Regions from separate parts of the Homo sapiens genome. Here region 1 is linked to region 2. A link is a contact called in ENCODE Hi-C or POLR2A ChIA-PET data. All regions are on one chromosome and are shown on one strand. Each heading gives the region's core, a stretch centred on a gene start or an enhancer-like site at or near the end of the contact. The rest is flanking DNA. Distances are from core to core; before and after follow the strand shown. Region 1 overlaps FAIM2 (Fas apoptotic inhibitory molecule 2). Region 2 holds the start of RACGAP1 (Rac GTPase activating protein 1).

The links. A loop is a pair of places that touch in the nucleus more often than their neighbours do. ChIA-PET counts read pairs that join two places held with the same protein, here RNA polymerase II (POLR2A). Pooled maps may share reads with other maps.
Region 1: a loop to region 2 is called in a pooled map, with 2.7 times the contacts of the local background. The contact joins the enhancer-like site here to the promoter of RACGAP1 in region 2. A Hi-C loop is called at or near these places in 3 of 168 maps with a recorded cell type or tissue (Caco-2, endothelial cell of umbilical vein and mesothelial cell of epicardium) and 6 of 50 pooled maps. POLR2A ChIA-PET finds 5 or more read pairs at or near these places in 3 of 52 experiments (H1, HCT116 and MCF 10A).

Annotation. Positions count from the first base shown.
Region 1 is chr12:49,865,604-49,869,621 of GRCh38, forward strand. FAIM2 (Fas apoptotic inhibitory molecule 2) reads right to left here. Exons shown (of 12, transcript NM_012306.4): 12 at 1,293-4,018. Among named protein-coding and RNA genes, the nearest start is that of BCDIN3D, 25 kb to the left of the region's middle. Within about 2 kb of position 1,633, at least 8 of the 41 ENCODE cell types and tissues checked have a DNase peak (open chromatin) inside an H3K27ac peak, as active enhancers do.
Region 2 is chr12:50,022,575-50,026,979 of GRCh38, forward strand. It overlaps RACGAP1 (Rac GTPase activating protein 1), which reads right to left and starts at 2,920. Exons shown (of 17, transcript NM_001319999.2): 1 at 2,824-2,920. RefSeq lists an enhancer at 2,783-2,872.

The DNA of each region.
Region 1 (4,018 bases), core at 383-2,882, 160 kb before region 2:
CTTTCCCCGGCGACACGGCTCAGCACTGCTTCCCCGGTGGGGCTGCATCTTCTCAGGACCCACGGCTGCACGGTCTCGAGCCACAGTGCCTGGTTTCTCTCTTGCACCACCGTTGGTATCTTCTCCCTGTCCTATCTCTCACAATCTGTGGAAGTGCTTTGTATGCAGTGAGCGCTTAATAAAAGTCACTTTTCTCTCCTCAGAGTCCTCTAACTCTTGCCCCAGCCACTTTCCCTACTCCAGCTGAATTTGTGTCCTAACCTTGTCAGAGACAAGGATAACGTCCCCCATGGCTCCAGTGTGATGGCGTTCCCTCCCCTCCCACACAGCGCCCTGGCCCCACATTCCCCACAGGAGCTTGTGGGGTGATCATTAACCCATGCGCCTCCTGACCCCACTTCCAGTCGTTAATTTGTGCGTAAACTTGGACAAATCGCTGCACCCTCTGCTCCTTAGTTTCCTCTCAGGTAAAATAAGAGGGTTGGAGTAGACACATTCACCTATGCATTCCTCCATTCGCTAGTAAGTTGTTTACTGAGACCGTGCGTCATAACTCTGCCTTCAAGGAGCTTTGGTTCTGTAGGGTTGTTGTTTTGTTTTGTTTTTTTTAAGACGGAGTCTTGCTCTGTCGCCCAGGCTGGAGTGAAGTGGTGTAAGCTTGGCTCACTGCAACCTCCGCCTCCTGGGTTCAAGCGATTCTCGTCTCAGTCTCTTGAGTAGCTGGGATTACAGGTGTGCGCCACTACGCCCAGCTAATTTTTGTGTTTTTAGTAGAGACAGGGTTTCACCATGTTGGCCAGGCTGGTCTCGAACTCCTGACCTCAGGTGATCTACCCACCTCGGCCTCCTAAAGTGCTGGGATTACAGGCGTGAGCCACTGAGCCCAGCCAAGGTTCTGTGGTTTTAAAGCTGCCGCTCTGGACAATCTGTCCAGATGCAACCCAGGCATTCCTTCCTTCTGTGTACCTTTTAGGAAGCAGATTTTGGCTCAAAATAAGAAAGACCCTTCTACCAGAACGGCCCACAAACGGACAGGCTTCCACAGAAAGGGGTGAGCCCCTGTTCCGGAGGAGACTCTGGGATTGCTTCTAACTCCGGGATCCTGAGAGCCTCCGTAAAGGGTTTATTGAGCAGGAGAACCAATTTAACCCTGTCCACATGAAAATAAACATGGAGATTTACTTCAAACTCAGCAGCTCTGGTGAGAAGGCTCTCACACAGGTCCGGGTTTGACCCACACAGACTCCACGACCATCTGAGGCAACCAGCACACGGCAGACGAGGGAAACAACTCAGGTGTCACAATTGCTTTTATTTTTATCTCCAGTCAGTCACAGACCCCAGGAAGGTGAGGTCAGGGAAGGGAACAGGTGCGGACACTGGGGAACTTGCAGGAGCTAAGGCCAGTGGACAGCAGGAGTGTCGGGGGTGTGGCAGCTGGCCTGGGTCCCTGGAGCTGTGTCTGCCCTCAGGGACTCAGGAGAACGGCTCAGGGAGGGCTTGGGAGGGGGTACACTGTGTCCGAGAGATGCAACCATCGTTCGGCAAAAGAAAACAGCGGTGGCTGATGAGAAGACAGGTCTGGGGAGGTCTGAGGAGAGCTCGGGCCAGATCCTGCCCCCAACCTCCAGCCACATGGGCCCTCGGTGACTCTCCCAAACCAGGCCCTGCGTTTCCTCAAGCAGCCACTGGAGGGCAGCAAAGTGCTTATGCAAAAATCCCACCCCGCCCAGGAGAGCAGCCAGGACACCTGGGACTTGGCTTCAGGTGGGCCAGGGAAGGAGGCAAGGAGCCTTTTGGAAAATGGGTGTCTGTCCCATCCTGACTCCCTCGGAAGGAAGAGTAGGGAATGGAAGAACTAAGATTCCGGGGCTTCCCCAGGTGATACCGAAGGAGCCATAGGTGTGCCCGGGAATGAGTCCCAGACTCGTGTGTGCCTCCCGGGCCCCCATCTGCAGCTTCCAGAAGAGGACTTCAGTGGGAGACCCCTCAACTCACATTCCGGACAGTCAGATTCCTGGCTGCCTCCAGCTTTACAAAATCCAGCCCACCCCTTCCTGGGCCCAGCCCCACCCAGGCCAAAAATGTGAAGGGCCTGCAGACTCCCTTCCTCCTTTACAGCTTGTGACACCTGCTCAGCTGCGGTTTCCTTAATCTTGCATTCCTGTTCCCCTGCCCTTCCTACTTCTGACGCCTCTCCTGGTGTTTCAGGATTCCTCACTGCCTGGATTGGAGATGGAACGCATAGACTTTGGCCCTGACCCTGCTGCCTACACTGTGGTACCTGCCACCCCCCCTCAGGACCCAGAGTAGGAGGCTGCGGCATCTTCTGCCCGGCTTCCCCAGCTCTGCAAAGAAGCCATTTCTCAAATGGCTGTGATGCGTGTGTGACACTGTTTATTGCCGAGGACCTGTCCCTCCTCCCCCAAGCTTTTGGCACTCAGCCCTGAATAAGCTTCTAAATCCCCAGTTTCTGCAGTAACTTATCCCAGGGAGAGGAGAACTTGGACAAGTAGATTCTAGGAAGCATGACCAAGGCTATCTGACAGTGGCAGGAGAGTGGGGTGCTGGGGCTAACCCTCTGGAACTGAGGCCAGAGATGAGGAGAGGAAACTGAGGGGCCCGGAGGAGAGGAGGTGGAGGAGGGTGGGAACCGGGTGAGAAAGTCAGTGGAGAGAAATGTTCTGGTGCCTCTCCCGCCCTATCCTGGCTATGAACTTCCATGTGGCAGATGGAAAAACTGAATTCCAGACAGCAAGAAACCCTCACCTAATAGCAGGAGCCCGCTGGCAGTGAGGCTAGGAACCAGAAACCAGAAATCTTGCCTCCCAGCTCTTGTCTGGAAGATAGAAACCTCAGAGTGCAAAATCTGGCGAGGGGTTTCAGGAAAGACGGGAGGCCGGGTGGCACTGAGGACAAGAAATCCCCAGGACATCAGGGCCTGACCACCCACCTCTCTGCGCTCTCATGTGGTCTCATTCCGGCCCCCACCCAGGCCCAGGGGCAAGCGTGATACCCTGTTTGCTTGAGGCAGCTGTGGGTCTGAACCCCAGGCCCGCCACTCGCTAGCCGTATGACCTGGGACTCATTACCGAGCCTTTCTGAGCACCTCGGCTTTTCCCTCTGCTACGGACATGAGCAGAGCGCTGTCTCTGGAGGATCACTGCGATGGATTAATTTAGACCAGCACACAGTGGGCATCTCACCCGTGCCCCCAATGCCTTTGCTGCACACACACCACCCGCCAGTTCTTGGCTCCTTTTCTCTTCAAATATCCAAGATGGAACAAAACTTCAAATGCTTCTGCAATGTTTCTTGAAAGCTGGGAGTAGGAAGGGTGGGGAGGGATGGGGCTGGGAAGGAACAGCACACCTCGTCTCCCTTCCCAAGGCAGACGGAGCTCCCAGCACAGGGGAGAGAGAAGAGGAGGAGGGCGAAGCCAAGGGAGGGTCCTGCTAGCCACTCAGAGCCTTCCTGTATCCACACAGTAACTTTCCACTGGCCTGGAGTTGGCCACTGCACATGCTGGCTGCACGCTCCCCCAGTGTGGCCTCCTGGTTCCCTCCCCACAGGCGCCCCTCTGGGGGTTGGAGGGCTGACGCACACCCTGCCTGAGATCCCAGCCGCCTGGAAGCTGATAAGGAGCCCTGGCCTCATTACATGGGACCAGCTGGAGGGACTGGCCCTGGCTGTTAGCATCAGCTGGATGGCTTCCAAATTGGAGAGATGCAGAGATAAGTGGGGGAGCACTTAGGGACTCTGGGCTGAGTGAGTGGCCAGTGAAGCTAGAAGAGATGTGGACTGTGCCAACTATGAAGACCTCAGGAGGCCTGGCTGGGGACGAGCCAGCAAACAGCAGCTGACAGGAAGGGTTTAGGAAATAAGAGGTGCAGAAGGGACTCCCACACAGCCTCGGGTTAGGGCTGAGGCAGAGCAGGGACTCCTTCCAGATGGGGCTGGCCTGGCAGCTACAGCGATTGCCTCCTCCCCCAGAACATCCAGCCGGAGGGCCCAATCA
Region 2 (4,405 bases), core at 1,670-4,169:
TCTGTCTCAAAAAAAAACAAAACGAAAACAAAAACAAAAAATTAATAGCAAAACAAAAATCTCACTATCCTAAACAACTATATGTACCATCTGATCTAATCTTTGCCCATTTTACACTCTTATTTCATGGTGTTACAATCATACATTACATATAATTTTGTGTTTTGCTTCTATCATGTTTCCATTAAGTTCTAAAGAGTTGATGAACAACTATTTAACTATTCTCTTCTTTGGACGTTTAGGTCATTTCCAGTTTTTCACTTACCTCTGCCTGGAATCTCTTGCATGGTCACTCTCTCACCTCAAATATCTTTACTCAAATGCTGCTTTCTCAGTGAGGTCTTTCCAACCATCCTATTGTAAACTGCAGCCTTTCTCTAACATTACCCTGCTTTACTTTGTTCCAAAGCACTTCTCTCCATCTAACATACTTACATATTTATTCAGTTTATTGTCTGTTTCTCCTCTAGCTTAAGTTCCAAGAAAGCGGAGATTTTTGTGTTTTCTTCCCTGATGCCTAGAACAGTACCTGACATTTGGTAAATGACTAATAAATATTTGGTGAATAAATGAATTGAGCATTCCTATGGACAATATTTTTCTTCAGGTGACTGTTTTCCTTAGACTAGATTTCCAAGGCTAGGAGTGCTATATTAGGGTGTAAAAACATTTTATGGCTCTTAATAGTGCCAAAAAGTTTTCTAAAAGGGATGTACTAATGCACAGTACTTTCAACAGTGTATAGGCTTACCAGACTCACCAGTTATCTTTTTAAGTTCTGTTACCCCAAATTAACTGCACATTCTTTAAGACCAAATAAGACTGTCTTCTACTTACACTTTGCACTTAAGAAATACCTATTGAATGAAAGTAAACAGGCCAGGCATGGTGGCTGACGCCTCTAATCCCATCATTTTGAGAGGCCAAGGCAGTCTGATCACTTGAGGCCAGAAGTTCAAGACCAGCCTGGCCAACATGGTGAAACCGTATCTCTATTAAAAATAAAAAATTAGCCAGGCATGGTGGTGCACACCTGTAATTCCAGCTACTCCGGAGGCTGAGGCAGAAGAATCATTTGAACCCGGGAGGCAGAGTTTGCAGTGAGCCAAGATCGCACCACTGCACTTCAGCCTGGACCACAGAGCAAGACTCCTTCTCAAAAAAGAAAAAGAAAAAGAAAAAAAAAGTAAACTAGTACAACCTTTATGGAAAACAGTATGGAGACTTCTCAAAGAACTAAAAATGGAACTACCATTCAATCCAGCAATCCCACTAATGGGTATAAGGGTAAGAAATCAGTATATCGGCCGGGCGTGGTGGCTCATGCCTGTAATCCCAGCACTTTGGGAGGCCGAGGTGGGCAGATCAGGAGGTCAGTAGATCAAGACCATCCTGGCTAAAACGGTGAAACCCCGTCTCTACTAAAAATACAAAAAATTAGCCGGGCGTGGTGACGGGCCCCTATAGTCCCAGCTACTCGGGAGGCTGAGGCAGGAGAATGGCGTGAATCCGGGAGGCGGAGCTTGCAGTGAGCCGAGATCGCGCCACTGCACTCCAGCCTGGGCGACACAGCGAGACTCCGTCTCAAAAAAAAAAAAGAAATCAGTATATCAAAAAGACCCCTGCATTGATATATTTATCACAGCAGAATTTACAGTAGCAAAGATACGGTATCAACCTAAGTGTTCATCAACGAAGGATTGGATAAAGAAAATGTAATATATAGACAGACATACACCACAGAATACTACTCAGCCATAAAAAAGAATGAAATCACGTCTTTTGCAGCAACATGGATAGAACTGGAGGCCATTATCCTCAGTGAAATAACTCAGAATGTCAAATACCGCATGTTCTCACTTATAAGTGAAAGCTAATCAATGGGTACACAGACATACAGAGTGGAATAATACACACTGGAGAATACAAAAGATGGGAAGGTGGAGGGGGCTGAGGGTTGAAAAACTACGTATTGGGTACAATGTTCACTATTTGAGTGATGGGGACACTAAGAGACCAGACCTCACCACGACGCGATATATGCATGTAAGAAATCTGCACTTGTACCCCCTAAATATACAAAAATTTTTTTAAGTCCCCTCCAAAAGATAAATACTTATTGAATGATTAAGCTACAGGAAAGGCGCCTTCTCTAAACACCTACAATAACTCGGAAAGCTTATTTACCCGACACATTAGAAAGATAATGCTTTCTTAAAAAAAAAAAGGGCTTATCTACCCACCTACCCCCACTTTCCGACACACACCTCTCGGCCTACGGATGAAATCCTGTGAAGAGAAATGTACGTGAAAGTGTACAAGTAAGGCCTCGTTGTTACTGAGGGTAAGAATCAGGATGAGAAGGACAAGATGTCATTGCCTTGCCTTGCCTCCCTAGACATACGAGACCCACGAAGTAGAGGGGCTCCACTGCAGGCCGCCCGGGCCTCTCAAACACCAGGGCTCTTCCCTTCGAAAACGATGGGGTGTCACTCCAACCACTCTTAAACTCGTATCTGACTGAGAGACTCTTGTTTAGGATGACTCCTGCCCTGGTCCAGCCACCACCTCAAAAAGACGCCCCCGGCTTTCCACAAAACCCGGCGCCAAGACAGAAGCCCCCGACCCTCCCAGGCCGCGTCCATTCGACCTGCCACGACCCCCACCCCAGAAAAGCCCGAGTGGAGAGGCTGTGGCTGCCAGCCTGTCCCGCTGTCCCGCTGTCCCGGACCCCCGCGGCGGCCACGGCTCACCACACGAACACTCTGCTTCCTATCACAATCCAGCGGCAGACGCACCTGGTCTGGCACCCCCACTACTCACTTCAGTCAGCCTGGCCCCACCTGGGCCACCCTTCACTTCGCTCCGCGCCTCACCCAACGGCAGAGCAGCGCCGCGCCCACAGCTCCGGTTTGAAAACCTTCACCAACCAATCACAGAGAAATTTATTCCTCCCGCGCCGTCCCTCTACGGTGTGACGTACGCGTCAGGGCCACGCGGAGGTGACGGGAACGGGAATGAGCATGCGCATTCTGACAAAGCGAAGCCAAAGGTGGCCATTTTGACTAATGTCAACGGTTTTTCGGTTTTTTTTGTTTTTTTTTGCGGTGCCCTTTCCGGAAGTCATTCAGGATGCCATATTGACTAAGGGCAAGTGGTACTTCCTGAATGCGAATTATTCTTGGTCTCACTGTCTGCGGGACTAGGGCCCTTGGAAACGATTAACTGAACAATGTCAGCTCTCACAGTAGAATCAGAAGAATACCAGGAGTTAGAACAGCAGTTAGTTTCAAGCACATTCACTGAGCTATATTATCCCTTCCATTGATGTATCCATTCAGACTTTTATTTGACACACATTGAATGAGCCCACATCATCACAAGCACTCCACTGGGAATCGGAAAAATAAAGATGGTATGGTCTCTACTGTCCAGTAGCTACGAATGGAGGCGATAGCTCTAGAAAACAAAAATAAATACAAAATGAAAATAAAATACTATAATTCCATTTAATAAACGTTATTTAGAACTTGGCATTGTGCTAGCACAGGAGCTTTCATGCTTTTTAAAAACTCTGGACCCACAGTGAGAAATACATTTTACGTTGCAACCGGGTAATGAAAACTCTGCTCATCCTTACTACATGCAAAGTACCCAGAACTCACTACTCAACAACGCATGGCTACCCGCAATTTGGAAAAATACTGGCTGGAGCATACAAGAAGCGCTGTGGTTTAAAGGAAAGATCACTTACTGTCACATTGGTCCTTAATTTAAAAAAAAAAAAAGAAAAGAAAGATCACAGATTTGGGGGAGGGAGATTAGGGAGATGTTGGTCAAGAGATATAAAATTTCAGTTAGAGGAAAATTTAGATCTATTGTACAACACAGTGACTGTAGTTAATAACAAAGTATAATGCATTTGAAAATTGCTAAGAGTAGATCTTAAATGCTCTCACCACACACCTCAATAAAGTATGTGAGGTAATGGATATATTAATTCGCTTGATTTAGTCATTCCACAGTGTATACATACATCAAAACATCACCATAAATATATAAAATTGTATTTTATCCAAAAATCACATCACAAATTTTGTAACCCGAAAATTTGACTCCACTTTTATTTTAGAGACAGGGTCTTACTCTGTCACGCAGGCTGGAGTGCAGTGGCACAATTATAGCTCACTGCAAATATGAACTCCTACACTCAAGGGATCCTCCCTCATACCTAGGACTACAGGCACATGATCAAGGTAATTCTTTTGCTTGTTTGTTTATCTTTTGTAGAGAAGGGTCTCACTATGTTGTCCAGGCTAGTCTTGAACTCCTGGCCTTAGGTGATCCTCCCACCTGAGCCTCCCAAAGCACTGGGATTACAGACAGTAGCACTCCACCTGGCCTT